Regions from separate parts of the Homo sapiens genome. Here region 2 is linked to region 1. Evidence: chromatin loops called from intact Hi-C (ENCODE). Cell type or tissue: prostate gland. All regions are shown on one strand. Links, peaks and the distances in the headings refer to the core of each region. The heading gives the core; the rest is flanking DNA. Region 1 has its middle 210 kb from the start of TFCP2L1. Region 2 overlaps GLI2 (GLI family zinc finger 2).

Region 1 (2,904 bases), core at 129-2,628:
CCTTCCTCCCCATACCCAACATCTTTGCCTGGAATGAGTTTTCCTTGCCCAACTCTCTACCTATCCCTAAGGCCCAAGTAAGGGGAGAGGGAGAGGAAGTAGGGGGTAGGAGTGTTAGATTGTATTGATGACCTACGTTCTAGCCCCTCAAGAGGCACTTGACATCTGGTCCCTCAAGGACTCTACTCTGTGGGACATTCCTTGGCTAAACTTGTCTCCTAGACTAATTTCTCCCCCACACGCAGATCCACCAGTCAGGCTTCCCCCATTACCTCCAGGCACCCCTGGAGAAATTTGTCCCCACCCACCCACCACCAAGACTTGAGTCTTATTCACCAGTGATCAGTGACTCACTTTAAACCAGCGCTATCTGAGACGTAGGGCGCCAGCAATCGATGTCATTTTAAATTTTCTAGGAGCCATATTTTTAAAAGGAAAAAGAAACTGATTATTCAACAGAACATATCCAAAAATGATCATGTAGACGTGCGTTTAACATAAACACTTATTAATGTGGTCCTTTACTTGTATTTATACCGTCTTTGAAATGCAGTGCATATTTTACACTTTGAGCTTATCTCCATGTGAACTAGCCACTGTTGGCTGCACCTGGTCAGTGGCCACCGTCTGGAACAGTGCAGGTCTAGACTTTCTGTAATTCCCCTGGATACAGGGCACAGCGTTCACGTGGGAAGTCTCAGGTTCCTCCTCAGTGAAAGGGTGATGGCAGCGGTGCCTACATCATAGTGCTGTTTGGGGCAATATAAGTGTTCCATGAATGCTGGCTGTTGGTGGGCATGCGTGTCTGTATGCTCACACTGGGGTGTGCGTTAAGCATTGCCCTTGTCAGGTGAACTACTTTCAAATTGAATTTCCCTTGCTTACTCACTTAAGAAGAGAGTATTGCACATCTAGGACATGTCAGGTGCTATTCTACATGTTGGGTCACAGTGAACAAGATGGACACACTCTCTGCCAGGAGCGGGCGTAACACTGCAAGTTTGTAAGCCTAGAGATTCTGCTCAGCCCCCTCCCTGCACAGCTGCCCTCAGGGTTTCCAGAAATGCCCACCTAGGCCACCTCCTTTCTGGCTGTAATGTGGAGAAATGGACACTAGGTGGCGCTATTTGGCCACGTTCAGCTTTCAGCTCCTGGCTCTCTTCCGTCAGATCCCAGACCTTCAAACTTCCAGCTCCAGATTTCCCAAGACCACCAAGACTGAGACTCCAGACTCTCCCCAAACTCCTGTCTCCTAGACTCCTCATCTCCCAATTCTGCACCCCCACACCCTGTGACTTTCCATATGCTAGATTTCTAAGTCCTCAAACCATCCCAGAGTCCCAGACCCTTAAGACTGAATTCCAGAAAGCCCCAGACTCCATAACCTCCAAGCCTCCAAAACTCTCAGAACCAGATCCCCCAGGCCCCAACACCTCCAGCTTCCCAAACCCTAGTCCTTGGACCCCAAACCGTTTATCCCTCCTACCCTCCAGACCCTCAGACCCCTAGACTCTACAAACCCCTACAAACTGCCCTCAGTCTTCAGATCCTTCTAGACTCTTTACACTCCTAGGAACCATTACAGCCCCAAAGCCCCTCAATGTCCTAGACCCCTGGACTCTGCACACAGATACAGATCCTCAGGCATCAGGCCTTCCCAGACCCCTCAGATCCCCCAGATCCCCCCACCCCAAGATCCGGGACTCAAGACTCTCTCTACTTCCCAAAAGAGTAGAGCTTAGTGCGGGGACAGTGGGCGCTGATCACCCTCTGAAATGGAAAACAGGGCCCCTGCCTCCACTTGGCAAGGTCCCAAACACTGAAGCTCATGAATGCCACAGCTGTGAGGGACCCCTATCTTGCACGGATGAACAAATCCAGGCCCAGAGAGGGCAAAACTCTTGCTCAAAGCCCCCAGCATGTGAGTAGCTGAAATCCAGACCTGTGATTCCTGGGCTCACAGTAAATGCTCAACAAACGCTGGCCATAATCAGTGCATTGCTATTACCCACGCACTAAAGCACCTGTGGCCTAGCATCGGCCCAGCCTGATCTCTCGGAGGCCCGATGTGGGACCATTCTATCTTCCGGGGACTGAACGATCAGAACACCACCCAATTTAGCAACATCTGCAAATTTAATTAACAATCTGTTTATCTTCCTGGCTGAGCGATTAATAAAGGTGTCAGGCAGAACAAGGCCCTACACAGCTCCCTGCAGTGCACTGAAAATGCCCCTCCTTCTGCTCAAGGGGCCTGGCCATTTATCAGAGTTATGGGGAGGGATGGGCTTGCAGGAACCAGAATGCAAAGGCGGGGGGGACAAAACAGGGAGTTTCTCAGAGTCACCACCCAGGCATCTTGCCCTTGTTCAGCCACGCAGCCAGTGAGCACCCAACCCCTACCGCATGTGCCTGGCATCGTGCCACAGAGACTTTCGGCAAACACAGCACGTGGTTAATTGTCCCACCAGAGCTGTAACCAGTAGGAGGGAAAATTCAAAGTGCAAACTGAAGCGGTCTCTTTCTTTACCAGAATTAATCAGACAGACCACTCACCAAGCAGGACCAGTCAGGCCGCCGTCCCCAGGACAGTGAGTTGTGACCTGTGGACCTGCTGCATTCGGAGCCGGACACACATTCAATGAGGAGCCACAGGAAGCTGCGGCCTCCACTGTCAGTGGTGGCGTCTTGTCAGTCCCTACACATTGGAACTTTGCAGCTACAATCACCCTAAAATCTAATAGATTCTGTTTTTTCTGGAAGCGTCTGAAATGACAGGAATAGGTCCTGTGCAGCCGCAGCTGGCTGCAGTCAGCATTGCTTATGATCAGACTAGGGTGGTATCTGGGCATTCTGTCCCTGTAGCTTAAGGAAGAGTCTCCTAGACATGTAAAGATGGAAACA
Region 2 (2,904 bases), core at 216-2,715, 120 kb after region 1:
TGAATTCTCCGCTCTCCAGGGAGCCGCTCAGCAGAATGATGACCTCGGTTCCCTGACTGGTTCTCTATCACCTTCCCACACAGCAGCGCTCCTGTCTTCCTGCTGTAAATCAGGACCCCTTTAAAAACAAGAGGAAATGGGCCTTCACCCACCACTGGGAGACCAGGGAGGGTGGGTTTTCATCAGAGCCTGGGAAATCCCTCTGTCCTGCCGGCACCCTGGCCTCAGTGCCCTGGGAGGAACGCAGGGCTTGGCTTTCCAATCCCACAAGAGCCCCGTAGAGGCCTCTCTAGCTTCTGGCCTTTCTTCCACCACTGCAGTGTGTTCCCAAATGTAGGGCCACACATGGCCCAGATGAGGTTACTTTAGGTTTGATGGAGACAGAGACAGGAACATCCTCTTCAGACAGGGATTAGGTTTTCCATTTCAGAAAAAATACAAAGTTCCATTTGAAGAACCATTTATTTAACCCCAAAAGGTGAGTCTGTTAAAAAATATTACTAAATACACAATTGTGCAGGTGGCACTCAGCTAAGGTAAAAACTGGGCTGGTGGTTTGCAAACCGGTGTACTGGGGACAAGGCCCTGCAGGATGAGGACCCACATGGAGTTCCCACCCACCTCTCCCTGCTCGCCCTCTTGCCTGGCAGAGCCCTCTCCATGCCTTGGCTGGACATTCAAAACCTCTGGAAAGTTCTCTCCCCTACAGTGCTCCCTCCTCTGGGACCATGAATGAAGGTGCTGAGAAAGGAGGCTGGGGTATGAGGGGCGTCAGGTCGGGACAGGCATTCTTGGTCCCGCCCAGGAACTCACACAGGGCTGCGCTGGAGCTCAGGCACCAGGAAGGCAGGGCTTGTGTGCTGCTCATGATGCGTTGCGTCCCTAGACCTAGAACCGAGCCTGGTAAATAGAAGGTGCCCAATAAACACCTGCCGAATCAACCAGCGTGTGTGCATGAGACACAACGACAGAGAAAGGCAGAGAGAGAAGGCCTGTTCTCCTTGGCTGTCCATGAGCTCTCCAGGCCCCCTGCGCCTGCACAGAGCTCACATGCTCAAGATGATGTGTATGGGGGCTTCCTGGTGTGAACACACATTCCTCAGAGAGAGCCAGGCCCCTTCCACAGGTCTCCTGAGCTGCACTGCTGGCGCCAGGGATGGCCCACACAATTTTCTCAGTGAGGATTTGAGCAAAAAGAAACCTAGTGGAAACGCTCATTCACATTCTCTGCTGTGTGGTCTGGAGCTTTCCGGGAGGGACTGGCACAGACCCATGGAGCAGGCACCCACCGAAAACACCTCCCCAGCTCCCATGGTTCACGGGAGGGGAGGGGCCGGGGGACACCCCACAGACAGGTCCAGCCCGAGCCGCCTGGCTGAGAGCCCAGGTGTTGTGTTCAGCGTCTCTTAGAGACATACGTGAGTAACCGTCCACACAGGCCTCGGAGCTAAGTGGAAGTGCGGAAAGCATTTTTAAAAGGTGAAGCGAAGGTTCTGGTTCTAGTTGAAACTGGTTTTGGAAAAAATGTATTAAGTAGCAATAAAAATAGGAGATAATCCTGGACTACTCTGATTTTCTTGGATTGTAACTGACTGGGAACAAAGGGAAAGAAGGCATCTGCTCCTGAAATCCATGGATAAGAAAAATGCTCCCACCCCCACCCCATACTGGAGCTGGAGAAACTGATATCCCTCCTCAGGTGGACTCTGGAATCTGGTGATGCTTCCCCGTTACCTCCATGTCCTGAAGCCAGATGTGTTCCCAAGGCGGAGGTGGAGAAGGCACAGCGGGTGGGGTGTGATGAGTTAACCAGCAGCTGCTGGAGGGCTGGGAGCTCTCGCGCCCACTGCTGAGCTCACCTCTGCACTCCTCTGCTGCTTCCCAGAGATGCTCAGCCCCCGGGGCTGCCAAATGCTGAGTGCCCGGAAGGCAAAGTTGCTCCCCAGCCCCTTCCAGTCCCCTGTGAGCCAACAGCTACATTCCTCGAGTGCTTCTTTCCTTAGCTGGAGCGCATCTTTCCATTCCAGGGTCTTTTCTAAGTGCCATTCACTCATTCACTCACTCACCCAACAAACACAGAGGACCTGCTCCTTGCCAGATGTGCTCCCAGACCTGACAGGGCGGGCCATCGGCCATACGTAAGGAGAAGTCCCAGCCAGTTCCAGTTGGGGGCGCCTTGGGTCCCGCTAGTGCAGTGGAGCTAGTTGGTGGCTTGAAAGGCCTGGGGCTGGATTCTTGTGGGGTCTCAGGAGAAGGCCTAGCGCACCGTGCACAGGACTCTGTGCAGGAATGAGCTCAGGGAGGTATCTGGGGACCTGCATGTGGGGCAGTGCATGGCAAGACCAGTGTGCAGTGGAGAGAGATGAGCTGGAGAGGAAGGCCTCTGGACGGGGGTTCTAAAGTCTGGATTTTATCCTGAGGGGGCTAGAAGTGGCAGGGGCTGAGCGCAGGATGGCGGAGAGGATAAAGATGGGGATGCTGGATGAGCAGCAGCCATGGAGCAGTGCTACGAGGGCGATATGTCACTGTCTGGCCCGGGAGGGGTGACACGCCACTCTTGGAGGCCTGAGGGACAGGATGGGATGGATGGGAGATGGCAAGGAAAAGGTCTGGGAGAACCTGGGGCCTGGGCTTAGGCAGCAGGTGGACAGAGCTGCCTACAATGAAGATACAGAATCCTGCAAGAGTGAGTGGATTTAAAGAGGGAAAGATATACTGGTGGAAAGAGACCTGCACCAGCATTATTCCAGCACCTGCTAGATGCCAGGCACTGGGCCAGGCTCACATGTGCCATCTCAGTCAATGTGTTTAATCCACACAGCTCGCAGGGCTTGGGATTGCCACTCCACACCCCTTCAGTCCTGTCACCACCTCTGAGCCCAGCTACCACAGGGAGGACACCGT

Evidence for each region. Peaks named below come from ENCODE experiments on the same cell type or tissue, not always from the same donor. Only the 100,000 strongest peaks of a DNase experiment are listed, where the experiment ranks them.
Region 2: a loop joins it to region 1, with 2.4 times the contacts of the local background. A loop is called at or near these places in 13 of 110 quality-filtered maps.

The regions. Positions count from the first base shown.
Region 1 is chr2:121,078,565-121,081,468 of GRCh38, reverse strand. No RefSeq gene overlaps it. Among named protein-coding and RNA genes, the nearest start is that of TFCP2L1, 210 kb to the left of the region's middle. In prostate gland, for the core only: a CTCF peak has its summit at 1,098 (motif pointing right); a DNase peak (open chromatin) is centred at 1,108.
Region 2 is chr2:120,958,111-120,961,014 of GRCh38, reverse strand. All of the region lies in intron 5 of GLI2 (GLI family zinc finger 2), which reads right to left. Among named protein-coding and RNA genes, the nearest start is that of GLI2, 220 kb to the right of the region's middle. RefSeq lists an enhancer at 611-1,110. In prostate gland, for the core only: no CTCF peak of the experiment used is centred there; a DNase peak (open chromatin) is centred at 1,374.